4 separate regions of the Homo sapiens genome follow, and all the other regions are linked to region 2. The links are chromatin loops, found by intact Hi-C in ENCODE. Cell type or tissue: heart left ventricle. All regions are shown on one strand. Each heading gives the region's core, and the rest is flanking DNA. Links, peaks and the distances in the headings are about the cores only. Region 1 overlaps SYNE2 (spectrin repeat containing nuclear envelope protein 2). Region 2 holds the start of ESR2 (estrogen receptor 2). Region 3 overlaps SYNE2 (spectrin repeat containing nuclear envelope protein 2). Region 4 overlaps SYNE2 (spectrin repeat containing nuclear envelope protein 2).

What was found. A loop is a pair of places that touch in the nucleus more often than their neighbours do. Peaks named below come from ENCODE experiments on the same cell type or tissue, not always from the same donor. Only the 100,000 strongest peaks of a DNase experiment are listed, where the experiment ranks them.
Region 1: it touches region 2 in a loop (3-fold over the local background); 25 of 110 quality-filtered maps call a loop at or near these places.
Region 3: it touches region 2 in a loop (5-fold over the local background); 28 of 110 quality-filtered maps call a loop at or near these places.
Region 4: a loop joins it to region 2, with 2.3 times the contacts of the local background. A loop is called at or near these places in 3 of 110 quality-filtered maps.

What each region holds. Positions count from the first base shown.
Region 1 is chr14:64,037,334-64,042,536 of GRCh38, forward strand. The region is part of intron 45 of SYNE2 (spectrin repeat containing nuclear envelope protein 2); the gene reads left to right. Among named protein-coding and RNA genes, the nearest start is that of MIR548H1, 55 kb to the right of the region's middle. RefSeq lists an enhancer at 1-417. In heart left ventricle, for the core only: a CTCF peak has its summit at 2,897; no DNase peak of the experiment used is centred there.
Region 2 is chr14:64,292,361-64,297,701 of GRCh38, forward strand. ESR2 (estrogen receptor 2) reads right to left here and starts at 2,011. Exons shown (of 9, transcript NM_001437.3): 1 at 1,673-2,011. In heart left ventricle, for the core only: a CTCF peak has its summit at 2,673 (motif pointing left); DNase peaks (open chromatin) are centred at 2,011, 2,141 and 2,661; H3K4me3 peaks cover 1,377 bases; H3K27me3 peaks cover 1,300 bases.
Region 3 is chr14:64,157,072-64,162,412 of GRCh38, forward strand. It overlaps SYNE2 (spectrin repeat containing nuclear envelope protein 2), which reads left to right. Exons shown (of 116, transcript NM_182914.3): 86 at 1,554-1,724; 87 at 2,241-2,371; 88 at 5,001-5,205. Among named protein-coding and RNA genes, the nearest start is that of MIR548H1, 65 kb to the left of the region's middle. In heart left ventricle, for the core only: a CTCF peak has its summit at 2,726; no DNase peak of the experiment used is centred there.
Region 4 is chr14:64,198,012-64,203,352 of GRCh38, forward strand. SYNE2 (spectrin repeat containing nuclear envelope protein 2) reads left to right here. Exons shown (of 116, transcript NM_182914.3): 100 at 4,790-4,952. Among named protein-coding and RNA genes, the nearest start is that of ESR2, 94 kb to the right of the region's middle. In heart left ventricle, for the core only: no CTCF peak of the experiment used is centred there; a DNase peak (open chromatin) is centred at 2,350; H3K4me3 peaks cover 554 bases; H3K27ac peaks cover 2,921 bases.

The DNA of each region.
Region 1 (5,203 bases), core at 1-5,000, 260 kb before region 2:
TTAACGAGCATGCTGCCTTCAAGTATCTGTTTAACAAAGCACATCTTGCACCGCCCTTAATCCATTTAACCCTGAGTGGACACAGCACATGTTTCAGAGAGCACAGGGTTGGGGGTAAGGTCACAGATCTACAGGATCCCAAGGCAAAAGAATTTTTCTTAGTACAGAACAAACTGAAAAGTCTCCCATGTCTACTTCTTTCTACACAGACACGGCAACCATCCGATTTCTCAATCTTTTCCCCACCTTTCCCCCCTTTCTATTCCACAAAACCGCCATTGTCATCATGGCCCGTTCTCAATGAGCTGTTGGGTACACCTCCCAGACAGGGTGGTGGCCGGGCAGAGGGGCCCCTCACTTCCCAGTAGGGGCGGCCGGGCAGAGGCGCCCCGCACCTCCCTCCCGGACGGGGCGGCTGGCCGGGCAGAGGGGCCTCTCACTTCCCAGTAGGGGCGGCCGGGCAGAGGCGCCCCTCACCTCCCGGACGGGGCGGCTGGCTGGGCGGGGGGCTGACACCCCCACCTCCCTCCCGGACGGGGCGGCTGGCCGGGCGGGGGGCTGACCCCCAACCTCCCTCCCGGACCGGGCGGCTGGCCGGGCGGGGGGCTGACCCCCCCACCTCCCTCCCGGACGGGGCGGCTGCCGGGCGGAGACGCTCCTCACTTCCCAGACGGGGTGGCTGCCAGGCGGAGGGGCTCCTCACTTCTCAGACGGGGCAGTTGCCAGGCGGAGGGTCTCCTCACTTCTCAGACGGGGCGGCCGGGCAGAGATGCTCCTCATCTCCCAGACGGGGTCCCGGCCGGGCAGAGGCGCTCCTCACATCCCAGACGGGGCGGCGGGGCAGAGACGCTCCCCACATCTCAGACGATGGGCGGCCGGGCAGAGACGCTCCTCACTTCCTAGACAGGATGGCGGCCGGGAAGAGGCGCTCCTCACTTCCTAGATGGGATGGGGGCCGGGAAGAGGCGCTCCTCACTTCCTAGATGAGATGGCGGCCGGGCAGAGACGCTCCTCACTTTCCAGACTGGGCAGCCAGGCAGAGGGGCTCCTCACCTCCCAGACGATGGGCGGCCCGGCAGAGACACTCCTCACTTCCCAGACGGGGTGGCGGCTTGGCAGAGGCTGCAATCTTGGCACTTTGGGAGGCCAAGGCAGGCGGCTGGGAGGTGGAGGTTGTAGCGAGCCGAGATCACGCCACTGCACTCCAGCCTGGGCACCATTGAGCACCGAGTGAACTAGACTCCGTCTGCAATCCCGGCACCTCGGGAGGCCGAGGCTGGTGGATCACTCGGCGGTTAGGAGCTGGAGACCAGCCCGGCCAACACAGCGAAACCCGGTCTCCATCAAAAAAATACGAAAACCAGTCAGGCGTGGCGGCGGGCGCCTGCAATCGCAGGCATTCAGCAGGCTGAGGCAGGAGAATCAGGCAGGGAGGTTGCAGTGAGCCCAGATGGCAGCAGTACAGTCCAGCTTCGGCTCGGCATCAGAGGGAGACCGTGGAAAGAGAGGGAGAGGGAGACCGTGGGGAGAGGGAGAGGGAGAGGGAGAGGGAGAGCACTGTCTCCTCTTTTGATGGGAGAGAGCGTGAGGAATTTCAGAAGCTGACTGGGGCACGGTGGCTGCAACATAGGAGGCAGATGGCAGAGGAGAGTGACAGAGATGAGGCCTGAGAGGTAGGTGTGGCTGGCTGTGCCTTACGAGTCACATTAACATTTTAGATGTTATACTAAGAAATTGGCAGCCTCTGAGACTGTGTTGATCTGGCTTTTGGTTTTGTCTCTAATGGTGATGATGTATGCTTATGCAAGAGTTGTTTTTCACTGCTTTATATTGTAAAGCTTTAGAGAAAAAAGAAATACATCCTTTAGAGCTGGTATGACACTCTGCCCCATTGTTGCCAGGTTACAAGTATTGGATTTAGGTTTCTGCCTGTCACAAAGTTACCATAGCCATGGGCCATAGCCCCTGAATGGGAAAAGGGATAGTGAAGGTTACTGACTTGCCTCTTGTGACTGTGCTAACATGTTGGCCAAGCTGGAGACCATGCTCAGTCATTTAGAGCTCAGTGTTTTCAATGCTGAAGTGGAATGTTCACTTTGTGAGTCAGGGGATGTAAAGATCAAAATGTCGTGGTCCTGCCCTTAGGAGGAGTTCATGATATTCTTCTCACCTCCTATTCTTTTCCAAACAGACCCAAATGAAAGGAAAGATACATGTTTGAGAAAAAGCAACATTTTAAAAAAAGAGTAGACGTTGTTGGCCATGTAGCCCAACCATGCTTTGATAGAATGGTCATTTTCCACTTTAAATTTATTATTAACTTTGAACATTTTATTTATGCTCAGAAGCTCAATATGTAGGCTTTAGTACACTCTTTAAAATTATACTTTGTCTTGAGTTTATGCTAAGTATAATTTCTGTTTTAAGTAGGGAAATTTTAGGAGCATGGGAGAAGGGAAAGAATGAGATATCCAGGGGCTTAGAATTTATAAGGGCTCAAAGAGAGGCTGTTCATTGATAGATACTCCAGAATAGACACGGGCCCTTGAAAAGCTTGTACCTTTGGGGAAAAGTAGACCAGGAAAATCTCAAGCCAGAGAAGGACTATGAAGCTTCTTTTTCCAGTTACACATGGAAATAAGAGGTCTTGCATGAGAAACCTAAATCAACCCTATGTCTTAAGCAGGTTTTGAGTCTAAATTTATACTAATTGCATTGTGGAGCAGGTCTAGCCAAGAAATTAACATGACAATCAGTCTCTAATCTGTCTGTCTATCTACTTACTTACCTACCAGTCAGGCCAAAGAGATTCCCACAAGTAGGTTAAAAAAAGTAAAGTCTGATAACAAATAATTAGTAAGAATGAATGAATAAATAAATAGCACAAAGGAACACTCTACCACAAGGAGGAGTACTCATCACATCAAATGAGAGAATACCCTAAGAAAGTGAGATAATGCAGCAATCTGAAAGATATTTTACCATAACGTGTTTAAAATGATTAGTAATTAAAAAAAGAAGAAATTGAAATCATAAGGAAAGAATACAGTACTTTGAGAACAAAAGGACGGATTTGAAAAATAATCATAAGGGACTTCAACAAACAACAAAAAAAGTCATTAAATGTAGATTGCTTTGGCCAAATTAAGCAGCAAATTTGACATAGTCTGAAGAGACTTAGTTAGAATATATGACTGAGAAAATTATCACAAAATCCAACATCTATAAAGAGACATATCCCCTACTGTAGAAGTGAGGTTAAAAATATATATATATATATATGTATATACATATATATGTATATATTTTCTGAAATATTTTCAGAAATATATATATGTGTATATATTTCTGCCATATATATATATATGGCAGAAAATAGGAGGGAGTTTTAAGAGAGCCAGAGGCTATACTGCAATGATTGAACACATTTCTGATAAGAGCTTTAGGAGGAGAGAATAGAGAGATTGGAGGAAAGGCAAAACTTAGAATTTTCCAAAATTGAGGAAAAATATGAATCTTGTTTCAAGAAGAACAGAGAGCCTTGAACAGACTAAATAAAAATAAATTCTTATCTAAATGCATTGTACTTAAAATAGTAAAACACCAGAGCCAAAAAGAAGAATCTTAAAGGCAACTAGAGAAAAAAGATTACCTCTAATAAAACAAGTATGTCAATAATAAATTTCTCAACATGGAAAGTCAGAAGGCAGTGCAAATAAGTTCTTCAAGGAACTGTCAACCTAAGAGAAAATAGCTGTCAACCTAGCTGAATTATCATTCTAGAATGAGGCAAAATACATTTTGAGACAAAGACTGAAAGTTTATCTATCTCAAACTTCAAACAAAAATATATTAAAGAAAAGCTTAAATGTGAAGAGAAAATATTTAAATCTTTACAAGAGAATATAAGGGAACATTTTTGTGATCTTGGGGCATAGAAGACTTTGTTAAACAGGCCCTAAAACCACAAGCCTAAACAGGAAAAGAGAGACAAATTTTGACTAGATTAAAACAGTATGCTTTTGTTCAACAAAAGACATCATACACAAAATTTAAAGACAATCTACTGAAAGATAATGACAATGCATGTAACTATTAGAAGATTAATATCCAGAATACAAAAAAATAGCCCCAAATCACTAACAACACAATAAAAAATGGACAGTGGATATGCAAAAGCAGTTCGCAGAAGGCAGGACTCGTATGTCCAATGAACATATGAAGAGTAGCTCAGGCCAGGTGCTCTGGCTCATGCCTGTAATCTCAGCACTTTGGGAGGCTGAGGCAGGAGGATTGCTTGAGCCCAGGAGTTCCAGACCAGCCTGAGCAGCATAGAAGACCCGATCTCTAGAAAAAAATTTTTTAAATTAGTTGGGTGTGGTGGTGTGTGCCTGTGGTCCCACCAACTTGGGAGGCTGAAACAGGAGAATCAGTTGAACCCAGGAGATTGAGGCTGCAGTGAACCATGTTCACACCACTGCACTCCAGCCTGGGTGACAGAGCAAGACCCTTTCTTAAAAAAAAAAAAAGAAAAAAGAAAAGAAAATAGTGAAAATATCACTATGCTGGTAGGAATATAAACAGTAATTCAATGTGGAGGATAAATCAATAACTATCTATTGAGAATCAAAGGAAGCACACTACTACCAGTAATTTTTACTCTACATAGATATCTTAAGGAACTCCACACATGCACAAGAAGAATCATACAAGGGTATATATCACAGCACTATCTATTATATGAAAAGTTGGAAACAATATTGTTTTCCACAGTAGTCTAACAGATGAAAAATTCATTTTCATTCATTCAGTATAATGAACTAGATGTATAATCTGTTAACATGGATAAACCTCCAAACCTACTGCTGAGTGGAAAAAAACAAGTTATGACATGATACATCCATGATTCTATTTCAGTAAGAATTAAAAACCCATAAAGCAATGTTATATGAATACTAACATATGTAGTGAAAGTATAAAAGTGTGTGTATAGACTTTAGAACAGTGGTTCTGGAGAGGAAGAGATGAAAAGGGATAGAGGTTGGGCTTTAAATTATTTTCTTAATACAGAAAATTATATCACTTTAAATCTGTGTGGTCAGTAATGTGTGTCTGTTATTGATATGGTTTGGCTGTGTCCCCACCCAAATCTCATCCTGAATTGTAACTCCCACAATTCCGACATGTCATGGGAGGAACCCAG
Region 2 (5,341 bases), core at 253-5,252:
ATGGAACTGTTCTGTGTCATGTGTGCGGTGCTGGTTACATGACTGTGCATCTGTCAGAATTCATAGAGGTACATTTACAGAGGCTAAATTTTACTGTATGTAAATTATACTGCTGTAGCCTAATTTTTTTAAAGTGCTATTGCATATAAAACAATGTGCTAGACACTGAATTATGAAATCTAACGTTCAAGCATACAATTCTCAAGGTTTCTAGATGTATTATCAAAAACTTATCATTAAACACTTTGAGTTCAGCCTTCAGTATTTTATATTTTATCCATATTTATATTCTATAAAACGACTCAAAGCATCACCTAAAATTATCACATGAATTTTGAATTATTATGTGTTCAACATACACTTATAGAAAATTTCCTTCTTATTCTTAAAAGTGAACATATCAATATCTATTAAATGTTAATTATATGGTTATGAGTTGAATTTACTACTAAATTCTACCTTTTCTGAATTATAAATACATTAAGAAATGTAAACTGTGATTAGATTTATTCACATCCCTCAGAACACTACGAAATGTGTCCTAAACATGTTAATTGATTTCAGAAACTTCTATGTCTTGAGCAAGACTTAAGTGTTAACAAGCATCTGATGGCTTTTAAAATAAGAATGTTTCAGAAATTCATCTAAAAAAATGCTTGAACGTAAAATGCAATCCTACGGTGTATACTCTAATGCCTGTTGATGAACAGATCCTTATAGTTTCCTTCTTCTAGAACTCATATCAAAATACATTTTCTTCAGAAAAAATAGGAGTCAAAGATGTTAATCATGTTCTTTTCATAGTCACGTTACATTTGTTTTACAACACTCTCAGAAAAGCCTTTCCTTTCACATGTTCACTTTTTAAATTACAAACATGTTTCCCCTCACTAGACACCGAGTTACGAAACTTAGAGCAAAAGTAAAACTTTCTAATGGAATGCCCATGTAAATACTAGAAATATAACAAAATAAGGCAAAGTCTGTCCTCCAAAATGTTGCCTACCACACCAAAACACAATCCTGCTTTTTAAACAGCGAGTAAAATTAAATCAACCTTATCTTCCTAAATAGAAGTCCACTCAAAGTTTTTTCACAAAAATGACATTCACTTGACTTAATATTGTCCTTCCAATAAGAATAACACGCAGGGTGTTAGAGGGCAGTTGTTGGACTCCTCTTCAGCAAATAAAGGAGACCAGTTAGAGCTTAGCTTGGTCTGCCCAGGAAAGGAGGAACGCAGCTTGCTGACATGGCTAAGGAATGCCAATTAATACATTTTAAAACCCCTATCATCTTGCCTGAGACGTGTACATCTTCCCAGGCCCTCAAAGTTCAATCAGAAAGTGTATTCAACTCCATTGTCATTTCACCCATAGTGGGGAAGTCCATCGAGGAAAACCATAGGGAAATAAAATGTTTTTCAGTTATTCATATTAGCACAATCAACCCAGAGCTCACGGCACAAACTAAATAAGTTAACTTGCCAGTGTCTTGAATGAAGACATTTAATCAAAGCATGCATTTTCCAACTTTCCAGTAGCTTTCAGGACAGTTGGTTTTGGTGATCGTTTTTTGGTCTTTTATTGTTCTCAACACGACTGGTTTCTCACCGCAGGATTTCAAACAAAATGAGACAATTAAACCACACCTCGAGCGAAGGGGCGCTTACCTTGCAGATAAACACACCGGCCTTGCCTTCTCTAAAATGCGGACACGTGCTTTTCCCGCATTAGGGGGGGTCTCCCGGCGCGCGCCCCGCCGCCACCTGTTGAGGAAAGCGAGCGCACCTCCTGCAGCTCAGGCTCCGGGCGCCAGCCCTGCCCCGCAGCCCCAGAGCCCGTCGCAGCTCGGGTGGTCCCTCCCCGGCCCAGCGCTCGCCGCCTGCTCTTCGCCCTGCAAGTTTCAAGAGGCAGTTATTTCTCGCAGCCTCCGCGCTTGCAACTGCCTCCTGGCGGGGGAGTGGGTGTCCAAAAAGCCAGCAGCTGGAGAAACTGAAAAGATCACAAGCGACTTAACGATAAGCCCCTTCTTCCTTTTAAAGACCGAGAGGAGGGTAGAGGGGAGTAGTGCCTGAGCCCACGTGACCGAGCCAGGGAGCCCGACGGTCTCAGGAACGCCCGACGCCGCGCGTGACCTCTAAGTGGGAGCACCCTCGAACCGACTCCTGGTCCACCCACAAGGATAGTGGCGCACAGATGGCGCTCCCCGCAGCCCCAGTCTCAGATTTAAGAGGTCTGGAGTAGGGCCTGAGAATATGCATTTCCAACCAGGTCCTGGGGGATGCCGACACTGATACAGCCAGTCTGGGGACCACACTTCGAGGATCACGTCCTCAGCCCCTGACTCACATAAGTGTCATTCAGAACAGATGTCTGATTCTAAGGAGCCAGTGGTGAAACCAGAGAGGCTTTGGGTTTGTCAAATCCCCAGCAGCAAACGTAACCTCGGGCCCTGGAGTGGCAAAGCCGTGGACTAGAGGTGGAGGGAGTGGGTTCTCAGCTCTCAAGAGGTCACTGGGAAGGCCTTTCGCGTTAGATCAAAGATCCCAGGTACTTCCTCGAACTCACTTGAAGTGGCACCGGGGAGACCTGTGCCTCCGGCCACGGCGCCCTTCTCCGCTGGAGGCACCTGCCCACCCCTCTTCTCGGGCGAAGGCCCCTCGCGCCCCCTGGTGGCAGCCCCAGTTCCCCCAGCTTAATGGGGTGTTCCCCTCACCCACCCCAGCAGGAGCCCCAGGGTGCGAGACTAGGACCACAGTCTTAACTGGCTTTAAGGCAGCTGTTGCTGATGAAAATGAAAAGGAAAGTAGCATGTGACCCACAGGCCATTGTGAGAACCCCCCAGTGTCACATCTGTGCCTAATTAATCATCAAACCATCTACTCAGGTGGCATAAGGGACATGGTTTTTGAGGGTTGTGATCCAGATCTCTAATAGAGGAAGACGAGGGGGGGCATTTGGAGGGAAAGTTTTACAGTACCAGCCTCAGCTGTTTGGTGTTTAGCCAAAATAGAGAGACGCAAGTGTGCTCTGGGTTGATAAAGATGAGGTCCACAGGTAATGAAGACAGGCTCCAAAGATGGAGAAGCATCTGCTTCATCAGCTAAACAATAGCTGTGAAAAGTCTCCACTGCCCCACCCTAAGTCCAATTTTCATTAAAGCTGAGAGTCCTGGTTTCTCTCAGGTTGAAAGGCAGAGTCTCCCTGTCCTTGAGGCAGAGAAGTTAGTTTGGACGGGAAGAGTGTGTCGCTGGCAAATAACTGCAGCAGACAACATGCCAATCTCAGCCTCCCTGTCTCCTGTCCTGGGGTCTCTCAAAGTACCCAGTCCCCATATGCTCTTCCTCCTTGCCACCTTATGGAGAAAATGTTAAATGATGGTTTAAAAAAATCAGCTTCATGGCCAGGCATGGTGGCTCACACCTATAATCTCAGCACTTTGGGAGGCCGAGGCAGGTGGATCACGAGGTCAGGAGTTTGAGACCAGCCTGACCAACATGGTGAAACCTCGTCTCTACTAAAAATACAAAAATTGGCTGGACGTGGTGGCACATGCCAGTAATCCCAGCTACTCAGGAGGCTGAGGCAGGAGAATCGCTTGAACATGGGAGGCGGAGGTTGCAGTGAGCCAAGATCGCGCCACTGCATTCCAGCCTGGGCGACAGAGCGAGACTCTGTCTCAAAAAAAAAAAAAAAAAAAAAAATCAGCTTCATTTGGTGGTATATACTTGTTAACAAGATATCTCTGGAAATGGAAACCGTCATGAAGGAATTTCAACCATAAGCCAACAGGCAGAAAAAGATAGGTGAGGGTGAAGAAAATGCATCTATCAATATTAACATCATACCTGACGCTGTGCTAAGCACCTGCACAGCATCTCATTTAATCCTCACACCAGCTCAGTGAGATATTGACTCCACTTTTCCAGTGAGGAAATTGAGGCTCACAGAGCTTCTGTCAGCTACCTGAAGCCACCTAGTGAGAAAGGAACCCAGTAACAACAGTGGCTTCATAGACAGCTACCGCTTATTGGACATTTATGCCCCGCTTTCTCTCAATAATTCTTATTTTATACGCAAGCCTATAAGGCAAATTCTATTACCCCCATTTTATACTTGAGAAAATGAATGTTCAGGAAGGTTAAACAACCTCCCTATGGTCACATGACCTATCAGTGGCTAAGAAGGACTTGAATCCAGGAGAGAGGCCAAGGACCCATTTACCTCCATACCATGCCTCCAATCAATCAGAATGAAAATGGCTTGACTCTCTGCTCTATGCAGAACACTGCAGACAAACTTCTGCCACCTGTGTGCCAAGCTTCTGCTCTGTGTTCACTGTGATGCTTCCTTCAGAAGGCATTCTACACACAGGAACAGCATGTTCTCTTTTCAGAGCAGCTCAAACACCCACAGAAGCTGTTTATTATACAAGGAAACCTCACTGCAGGAAATAATAAGCAGAAAATGAATGGGAGTGAGTAAGTTTCCTTCTGACTCACCCTGTCCATCAAGAAAGACAATGGTACCCAGAGATGGAAACTTTGCCTGGTTTAATGCAGAGTGGAGAGGATGATTATTCCAATTCTACCTGAATTGTGACCACAATGATGAAGGGATTATTCTTGAGGCAGTTCATACCAATGGCTAGACCAAAAAGCCCCCTGAAGCCTGGTATTGAGAACGATGCCTGCTATATAAGTGAGCAGGGTCCCAGCCTCATTTCCACCTCACCCCTGACCTGCCTAAGGAAGCACCCACATATGACATTGAAAGGACTGCCTGTCTCCAAAATATCCTACAATGGGGATTGAAATTGTCACCATTAAGTCATCTTTTGGGGATAAAGCATTGAATTGTTAAAATTAAGTCATGTTATATATGATGGGTAATATTAACTTACTAGCATTTATGATTAACAAGATGAGCTTGCAGCATGAGCTAGATGTCACCTGGGAAAGCAAAGGAAGTCAATGTAGTACAGGTATGGTTTGCTGTGAAGAGGAAGGAAAGCCTCTCCATAAAAGGTGCACCTTCCTCATCTTCTCACCCCACCCCTTCTCTGTCTAGCAAAGTCTTACACATCCCAAAGCCAAGAGCCTAAATAAGGTGAAGAGCACATTAGCCCAGTGGAACGTGCACATTGGCTCCCCCACAGCCCTCATCTTACCTGTCAACACAACCTGCGCTGCGATTGGACAGCGCATGTCTTACATCTCTAGCATTCTCCATGGTCCATAACACCCACCTAGCACAATCCACGCGTTCAACAAATGTTTGCTGAAGCCTTTGACTTGGAAAGATCAGAGGGAGAATTTTCCGTAGGAAAGAAACTACCA
Region 3 (5,341 bases), core at 83-5,082, 140 kb before region 2:
ACCCAGATCCTTTTTAAAAATTGAGATATAATTCACATACCATAAAATTCACCTTCTAAGGTATAGTTCAGTGATGTTTAGTATATTAACAGAGATACACAGCCATCACCACTATCTCATTACAGAACATTTTCATTACCTCAAAAAGAAACCTCCATACCCATTGGCAGTCACTCCCCACTTTTCCCCTTCTCCAGTCCCTGGCAGCCACTAGTCTACCTTCTTATGGATTTACCTATTCTGGACGTTTTATATAAATAGAATCATATGCTATATAGCCTTTTGGGTCTGGCTTCCTTCACTAAGCATAATGTTTTCAAGATCATCGGTGTTGTAGTATTTACAGTACTTCATTTATTTTTATGGCTAATATTCCATTGTATGGATATACCATATTTAGTTTACCTCTCCATCAGTTGATGAACATGTGGGTTGTTTCCATTTTTAGGCTCTCATGAATCGTGCTGCTATGAACATTTGTGTCAGGTTTTTATGTGAACATACGCTTTTAATTCTCTTGTGTGTATAAGAGTACAATTGTTAGGTCATATGGCAACTCTATTTAATTTTTTGAGGAACTATCTAGCTGTTTTCCACAGTGACTGTACCATTTTACATTCCCACCAGCAATGTATGAGGATTCCAGTTTTTCCACATCGTCACCAACACATTATTATCTGACTTTTTGATTATGGCCATCAAAGTGGATGTGAAATAATATCTCATTGTGGTTTTGATTTAGGTTTCCTTAATGACTGTATATGTTCAGTGTCTTTTCATATGTTTATTGACCATTATATATGTTCTTTGGGGAAATGTTTAGTCACTTCCTTTGCCCAGTTTTTAGTTAGTTTATCTGTCTTTAATATTGATTTGTAAGTTTTCTTTACATACTCTTGATTGTATCTGAGATCATTTTGGATATGCAACAGAATGCTTGGACTTTTTTCATCATTATCAGAACATACCAGTGGACAAAATACATTCACCATTGCTTGCCTCCTGCTTTGCACTTGCCCATCATTTTGGTAGAGCATGTTCCTCTCCAATTGGTGCTTGCTCTGTAGTAATAATCAGACTTAAGTGCCAGGTAACATCTTACATTTATAATGTTGTGCTGTTGTCAGAGCATTTTCACAGACACTATTTTATTTGTGTTTTCAATTATTATCTCTGTTTTGTGGATGAGGAAACTGACTCTAGGGTCCAATAAGTTGCCCAAGGTCAGAAAGCTAATAGAATATAACTGAACCTTGCACTCACAAATTCTAATACTCACCCAGTGTTCTTTCCCTGGGCTGTCTCTTCCTAGTCTGAACTCCTTCAGTGCTGATCCTTCTGATCTTTGGGCTCTTTTTCATTCACTCATTATAAAACAGCCTTCTCTGATATGTTCTTATGCATTGACCTACCCTTTCCACCTTCAGTTAATCACTGGTGATCCTTCAATACTCTCAAATTGAAATGCCTAAATTGGACACAATGGTAGATCTGTTGGAGAGCATGTCTTCTCAGTGATTTTCTAAATCAGTACGTTTCCACTTTTTGTCTAGGTCAATCAGCTCAAAACCTCCATGCAGTCAGTTTTACAGGAGTGGAAGATTTATGATCAACTCTATGATGAAGTGAATATGATGACAATCCGATTCTGGTACTGCATGGAACACAGCAAGCCTGTGGTGTTATCATTGGAGACCTTGAGATGCCAGGTGGAGAACCTTCAGGTAAATTAACCAGAGCTTGGCATGGTGCATTATTGGCAGGAAATTACAAATGGGAGGAAGCACAGTAACGGGCATAACTGTGTTTGTGCCCTCCCACAGAGAAGCACAAAGCATGTTAAATAGCAGTTTCAAAAGAATAACTGGAAATTCCAAAATAAGTCACATGAGCCAAATCAGTAAAACATTGTAAAATGTTTGAATTTTGAGTTGAAAATGTTGAATCTTCCTTTATTTTCCATGTCCATATTATTTCACAATTTAAGGTTTTGGTTTTTGAGTGGCCTTTTTTTTTTCAGTATGCCTAAGTGCTAAGTACTTTATATTACTTAGTACTTAAAAGTTCAGCCTCAAATAAAGAATGCCTTCTCCATTGTTTTCTTCACATTCCTAATAGTTTATCAGAGCTGTAAGATTTGAGTGTTATTGCTACATAGTAGCAAGTGTTGAGAAGCTGCCACCTTCTTTGGAAGTAGCCAGGCCATTCTGAAACTTAAATTTCTTGTTTGTGTCTCTTAGTCTCTGCAAGATGAAGCTGAGAGCAGTGAAGGGAGTTGGGAGAAACTCCAGGAGGTTATCGGCAAACTCAAAGGTCTCTGCCCCTCTGTTGCTGAAATAATCGAAGAGAAATGCCAAAATACTCATAAAAGGTATGCTTTCAGATATAATTTGAATGATAGATATCTTTATCTTAATGACTTGTGAAGAATGAGGGGGCATAGGCATTGTAAAGTCTTCTTCCTCCTCTGAGATGACTGGTTTCCTACTGTTCTGGTCTCTTCTGCTTTGATGAATCTAGTCTATGTAAGATTCTATGTCATGAGGGCTGTGACATCCCTTGTACAAGTGTTTGGTATAATTAGTCTAGAAATGGCCTAATAACAACCCCAGTGTACTCACTTACAGACAGTATAGACCAAATGTCAAGTTCGATCTCGGAAACACCAAAGTCAGAGGCAGAAACAGACAAAGGAGTGGGCCAGATGGGCATCCTGCAGGGGGTGTTCAAACATCACTGGAAACATTATAAGGTGGAAGAAAGGGGATGTTAGAGTATCTGTTGCGGAGGGCATTTGTGGGTTTGGAAGGAATTCTTTGATGAACTACTTATGGTGGGATATGAAAGCTCCCTTTAAGGAGTGTGGCCCTAGTTAATTGCAGGGCTTTTATTTTGATGAGTGGGATATAAAAGTTGGCCTCCAACCAATTGATTAGAGATAGGGATGAAGAGTTATGCTATCTTAAGTGTCCTTCCTGATTATTCCTGTATGCAGTTTCAGCCTCTCTTGTAAATCAACTTCGAACAAGTAATGAACAAGGGACCCCAAATTATATACCCTGCAGTGGTGCCCTTAGCTCTTGATCCAGTCTTTATTGGAAGACGGGGAGGAGACAGACTAAGAGGAACCTGCAAATGCATCTGACTCCACATACAATATCAGGGCTACCGTCAAAACGTATGGCAGGGCAGTCTGTTGGTAAAGGAACTCAGTTGTTACGCTGCACGTACACATTCACTTGTTGGCACAAGAATATGTTGGAAGGCATGTTGAAAAACATGCATAACAAAAAGACTGAAGAGAAGAACACTAAAATGCTAATAGTAGTTACCTCTAGATAAATGAGATGTCAAGCATTTTTTAACTTCCTCATGGATTGGTAAGTAGGTAGGATAGATAGATAAAAAGAAAAATATCTGGAGGGATTTTGTTTGCTTTTTGACAGTGAATATATGTTGTATTTATAATTAGGGAAAATCTTATTTTAAAAGACAGTTCTGATAAGATTTTTGAAATGCATAAAAGTAAAGCAGTGTGCTATTTTCCACCTTTGATTCTTTAATCAGCAGGGTCGAGGATATTGTTGAGGATATTGTGGAGCAAACATTCTCATGTATTTCATGTTAGAATGTAAATATAATGCTTTCAGAAAGGAGATTGACCATTTATTCCCAAAGCCTTACAAATATTTACATCTTTATATTCTTTGACTCTGTAATTCTCCCAGAAATCTAGTCTAAGACTAATATCTTGAAATACAGAAAAAAAGCCTTTTGAATAAAACTGTATCTGAGCATTATCATAATAGCAAAAATTACAAATATCTTAACTATCCATACTAAACAGGAATTAAACTAAGGAATTTAGCAATTAAACTAAGGAAACAAAGAAAAAAAAACCCACAGACCATTTGTACAGCCACTTAAAATGAGGTTTACTTATTTTCTTTTATTACTAACGTGGGGAAAATATTTTTTAAAAGTTAAATGGGCCAGGCATAGTGGCTCATGCCTGTAATCCCAGCACTTTGGGAGGCCGAGGTGGGTAGATCACTTGAGTCCAGGAGTTCAAGACCAGCCTGGGTAGCATGGTGAAACCCCATCTCTACAAAAAAACAAAAATTAGCCAGGCGTGGTGGCATGCACCTGTGGTCCTAGCTACTTGTGGGGGCTGAGATGGGAGGATCACTTAAGCCCAGGAGGTCAAGGCTACAGTGAGCTGAGATTGCACCACTGCACTCCAGCCTGGGCAACAGAGCAAGACCCTGTTTCAGAAAAAAAAAAAAAGTAGGGAAGAAAGGCAAGATACTAGAGTCTGTATATGGAATAATAAAACAATTTCCTTTATTTCCACTTCTATGTAAGGAACATTTGTGTAAACAGATAATAAATTTTATTTGATATAAATACAAAGTTAAAACCTGTTTAAAGATAGCATATCTCTATAAACTGGGAGCCTCTTCATGTGGAGTCATTTTATCAGGCATACAGTTCAGTGTTTTCTCCATCTTTGCCAAAGAGACATTCATAGGCGGGGCGCACCATGGCTCACACCTATAATCCCAACACTTTGGGAGGCTGAGGCAGGAGGATTGCTTGAGGTTGGAGGATTACTTGAGCTGCAGAGTTTGAGACCATCCTGGGCAACATATCAAGGCCCTGTCTCTACAAAAAAAAAAAAAAAAAAGTTTGAGCTCCCTTCATCACTCCCCTCTCTTAAAAAAAGAGAGTGAAACATTCATAACATCATAGGTATTTGTTGCCAATCATACATTTTGTAGTTTTTGTGCAATATTATAAAGTCAAGTAAATAGCCTAATTTGGATTTATTTTTATATAATGGTTTCTATAATGGTGATGCCACTAATTTTAAAAACCATTTAACAGTGTCTTCTTAATGATCCATCTGCTAGTAACTTACCAGTAGAGTGTGTGCATTGTACTTTCGCTACAAGAGAAAGGAGAGAATGAGGGTTATGTTATTTGCGTTGCACTGACAGGTGGACTCAGGTGAACCAAGCCATTGCAGACCAGTTGCAGAAGGCCCAGAGTCTGCTCCAGCTCTGGAAGGCCTATAGCAATGCTCATGGTGAAGCTGCCGCAAGGCTGAAGCAGCAGGAAGCAAAGTTTCAACAGCTCGCAAACATCAGCATGTCTGGAAACAACCTGGCAGAGATCCTGCCCCCAGCCCTGCAGGACATAAAGGTGGGTACAAAGCCCATTTGGAAAACCAAGGCCAAGTCAGCCCAACAGATGGGGTAAGGGACAGCCATGACCTGGGGACCAGACAGACCACAGGGACAGAGTAGTCAGGACAGGTGCTGTGAACTTGCCATGTAGG
Region 4 (5,341 bases), core at 78-5,077, 95 kb before region 2:
ATAAAGAGCCTATGCAGGTGGAAGACTTCGCTTTTGTACCTAAAAATTTTGTTTTTCTGATTCTCATAACTGGAATTTAATTCAGGAAATCATGCTGCTTTTTCCTGGAGAAAGGTTATTTGTTGAAATGTCTATGTGAGAAATGTTAAGAGCACCTGGGTCAAAACCTGGGCAAGTGCAGAGATGGTGGCCACGGCAGCAAAGCGCTCAGGTGGTTGATGTCAGGCAGTGTTGTGGTTGCTTCTGTGTGCCAGCAGTCTGGTTTCTGAATAGGTTTTCTCATTTCCAGATATTAACTTGAGATTTTAAATTTTTCAAGAGTAGTGTTAACAAGGCCCAACAATGTGGAGGTCAGTTGCCTGGGTTGGCAAAAGACAAATACTTCCTGACCTGGGACAGGTGATAATTAGATTACAGTGTCTGTACAGAACAGAACGATACACGCTCAGCAGTGCACCTGATGAGTCCCAGGGTAAGTTGTTACCTGATGATCAGAGGAACAACATTTAGATTCCCAGGCATTTGGAGGTATTAGGCCTCTGGATGGAGTTTGGGATATACCGGCTAAATCCTGGCTGGATGAGTGCTTTGTCACTTGGTGACCTTCTTTTCCTTCCCTCCCACCTTCCCCCCCTCTTTAACTTGCACTAAGTATGCCTGTGATGTGAATGTCCGTCACTGCTTCATTGGCCCTGTGTGAAACCAGGGCTGAGGAGCACGAGTGGCTCCTAGGCTGGCAGCACACTGCTTTGTGGCAGAAGGGCTCTGATATGCTCTGGTCTTTACCTCTTTTCTTTAAAAATCTAATTTGGCCACCTCTTTATGAAGAAGACAAATCAGACAAATTGGAAGGTATGAGTGAACATCATTTACTCCTTCAACAGCTATTATTGAGCAACTCCTATGTTGTATTACAGTGTCAACATTACATCTAAATTAGGTGATGACCTCTCTGGGAAGAAGTCCTATCTTCCAGCTATCTCTGAATCCTCAGGGTCTGTGCAGGATCCAAGACAAGGCAAATGGTTAAGTGTTTACTGAAAGAAAATCATGGAGGGGAAACGTGGGCAGCATGTATTGAGCCTTCCAGCCTCCTCCCCAGGCACCTGCTAAGAGCCCAGGTTGTAGCATCTACTATATCAGCTCCTACCCCTCAGTGTATCCTGAGCTATGAGTCCAGACTTCTGGTCATGTTCTCTGACTGCAGCAAAATGATCCTGTATCTCCAGTATGTGCATGTTAGTGTGTGTGGGATTATGTGAGAGGATGGGTAGTGCTTAAGAACAGCAGCTCCAGACCAGACTACCCAGGTTAGAATCCTGCTTCCGCTATTGACCATGTGACTTGGGCAAGCTCTTTACTCTCTGTGCCTCGGTTTCCTCATCTGTCAAGTAGGGATAATAATACTACCTATCTCCTAGCATTGTTATGAAGAGGAAATGATGCCTGTAATCCTAGCGCTTTGGGAGGTTGAGGCAGGTGGATCACTTGAGGTCAGGAGTTCGAGACCAGCCTGGCCAACATGGGGAAACCCTGTCTCTAGTAAAAATACAAAAATTAGCTGAGCATGGTGGCAGGTGCCTGTAATCCCAGCTACTCAGGAGTCTGAGGCAGGAGAATCACTTGAACCTGGGAGGCGGAGGTTGCAGCGAGCCCATGTCGCAGCACTGCACTCCAGCGTAGGCGATAGAGACTCTGTCTCAAAAAAAAAAAAAAAAAAAAAAAGTACATGAGTTGCTAACATGGAGCACAACAGGCCTAGCACATGTGGCCATCAGCGTGGGATATAGATGTTTTATTTTAATAATTAAGTTTATAATTTTAAAGCATACACATTGTAGAAATTTTAAAAGAATGGGATGACAGTAGACAGTCTCATATTTTATTCCTACACCCCATTGGTTTGTTCTGAGCACCCCATTTTGGATACCACAGCCCTGGGGAAACCAAGCAAATTATTCCCCCACCTTCTCCATACCCCCTCTGCGTGTTGCACACCTAACCCCCAGGGTTAACAGTTCAAGATCACCACAGTCCTGTGGATCTGTACCCAGGCTGTTGTGTTGCTAGTTAGCTCCTTTCATTTAACCAGTTGAATTCTTCCGGTGTGTTAATTGCTTTAAGTTAGAAGAGAGGAAACAAGGAAAAAGAAAAATATATATAAATAAATACTTGGATTCTAGCCCTCTTCTTTTCAAAATAAGAAAGAGGCTGAGATTCTTAGGGTGGAATAGGGTCAGGGGCTAGATGAAGGCCGTGGGAGATTTCATTCTGGGAAGAGGGAGAAGTGGGGAGGGCAGGAGAGCTGTGCAGAGGTCACGAGCCTGAGCCCTTCCCCCACCCCCGGGAAGCTCTCGTGGCTGGGCCTCTTCTCCAGCAGAGCCTTCCAGGAGGGCAGTCCCTCAGGAACTGCCTGGAGGACTCCTTGTCCCACAGTGCCAGGGGTTCTCAGCTACCCTGGTAGTTGTCTGGAGTGTTCTTTTTGGAACCAGGGCAATCAAGGTGGCAAGATACTGGGGTGAGGAGGGTGTACCTCTGAAGCCATAGGAATGAAGGCAGGATCTAGGTTACAGCTGTATCCAGGCCTGGTCCTGGATTCTGTTACTTTCTTTTTAATAAATCATCTGTGGCTTTGAAGGGAACGTATCCTTGTGGTGTTTGCAGTAAGAATGTAATTTGGAAAACATGGCTCCTTGAAACTTATCACAACTGTAAGTTGCTGGGCATTTATCTCCGAGGCATTCTGCCTTTCACATGTTATATCTCATTCAGTCCCCTCAGCTACCCAGTGAAGGAAGGTACTACTGTTAACACCATTTTATAGATGGCATTAAACATGGCCAGGACGCAAACCCAGGCCCTGACCACAGAGTCTGTGTTCTTCCACCTCCAGACCACATGTCCTTCTTCCAAGCTTGCCCTTGAGAATAAAACACTGATGAAAGAACTTTGTGAGGTCCAATGCCTTGTAAATAAAGCGTGATTGTAGCATCATGTGGTCCAGCATTCACTCTGTGCAGCTGACTTTACATGCAGCCTCTTATTTCAAGCTCACCGCCACCTGCAAGGTGGATAATTTTACAGATCATGAAGAAACTCAGAGTCAGCGGTTAGGTACATTGCAGGGTGCAGAGCTCTTAGATGGGAGAATGGAACTTGGGCCCAGGTCTGCTTGCCTCTGGAGTTCCGGCCCTCACCTCACCCGATGCTACCACTTCCCTGAAGCTTAAGCAGCTTTGCGGGTGTACTTGAAATAAGGGGGCTGAGGTGAAAGGACTTTCACTAAATCTTAAAAGTAGCTGGTAATGGAACTAGAAGTCAGTCCCATGGAAGTGCCTGTCCGTATTTGTCCATTCACCAAGCATTTGTGGAGAGCTTCCTGCCCACCAGGCCCTGTGGGAGGTGCTGTGAGTGCGGCGGAAACTGGCCGGCTGCAGCCTGGCCATGGCACTCCCTGTCCTGGTGGGTGCACAGTGTCTGAGAGAGTGCAAGGTTAGAGGCAGAGTGGCCCCTGAATGCTTGAGGTACAGAGATCAAGGGGCTGAACCGGTTTTTCAGGGTAGGGCAGGGACTATTGAAGGCTTTGAGCGTGGATCAGACTTGCCTTCTAGAACTTACTTACACTTTGGCTACAGAACCAAAGGTGGGCAGGAAGTCTAGGGGGCTGAGAGGAGGTTGTTCGGTCAAGTAAGAGGTGATGGTGGCATGGAGCACAATGCTTCCTGAGAGTTAGGGTCAGTGCACCCATTTATCTCTCTAGTGCTCCCAGCTATGGGGTGCAGTTCTGACAGCATCTCCCAACGTAAGTATTGATAAGTGGGAACTTTCCATTGGAGCCATTACTTTTAAATGTCTGAAATTAACTACAAATCCCACAGAACGCCAGGACAGATCCTGGCTCACCTCGCTCTGCTTTAGGACTTTAAGGAAAGCGGTTTATTGGAGCATTTTATTTTAGTATATATGTCAGAAAAAGATTGTTTTCCCCCAACAGCTACATCACGTCCCCTTGACAGCATGTGGACGTGCACGCCAAGTTGTACTCATGCCATGCGTGTGCTTTCAAATCTGCTCCACGCCGAGTTGGGCCGGATGGGAGCTGAGGCAGACTGGCGAGGGAGATCACATTTAGAACTGCGCTTGCGTGCAGATTTCCTTTGCCCCCTCCCTTTTAGACGGACAGAGATGCCCCATAATCTACCCGCATGGGCTGGTTCAATGTATACGGCTGGGTGAACCCCTCATACTGAAGCGGTAGGGCTTGGCACATGTTCTCTGCTTACTCAGAGAGGAGGGTCCCATGAGAGGCCTTGTGGACCAAATACCACCAAGTGAACCAGGCGTGTAACATCTTTAATCTCCCAGGGTAGATCACCGGCTGCTGCAGTCTCAGGCATACCCACGGCAGAAACTGGGCAGAAGTCAGGAGTGGTTATTTTCACTTAGGAAAAAATGGCATATCTTCTCACCTCTGGAGCCCCAGGAAGATGAACTGGGTCTCAGGGGCTCTCACTCTGGGAATGATAGGACTTCCATTTGCATGGGTGGATTAACTCTCAGTCCTTTTGAAAATCAACAGAGGCAACAGCCTTGCAAAGCTTCACATATTCTCTGAGAACTCGTATCTGGTGACATGAGAGTTGTTCTGATATAAAATCAAAGCAAAATAGATTCTTTTTTACCCTGCAATGCTCTTACTGGCACATTCTTCCACCACTAAGTATTGGGCTTTTGTTTTCCATCACTGGTTTTTTTTTGTTTCGTTTTGTTTTTCTGCAAATATGTGTAGGGTGAAGAAGCTGAAGGAGACCTTTGCTTTTATTCAGCAGTTGGACAAAAACATGAGCAACCTTCGCACCTGGTTGGCTCGAATTGAGTCTGAGCTTTCCAAGCCTGTTGTTTATGATGTCTGCGATGATCAAGAGATCCAGAAGAGGCTCGCTGAGCAGCAGGTGGGACAATCAGAAATGAGCTCTTGCAAGAGTACGGTGTCCGCGATATGCACTGACTGAGGCCTTCCCCGTATATCTATGTGTTTTCACGTGCTCACATTCCATAACATTGGTTTGCTTTTTCCAGAGAAAACTGACCACCTTTCCATGTTCTTATATCTGTCTCTTGAGTGCTCCCTCCCACATTCATGTAGCTTTTTGTGAAACTGTGTGAATACTGTTTAAGATGCAAACCTTAATCTTGGTGGTTAATGAGATTTTTTTAATTATGTCTTTTTTTAACTGATCTTTGTTGTGTTTTGTTAATATAGTTTTGAAAGGCAATGAATTGAAAGAAAAGCAACTTTTCTAACCAAGGAAGGTTTTTATGGGATTATATTCTGTGTGTC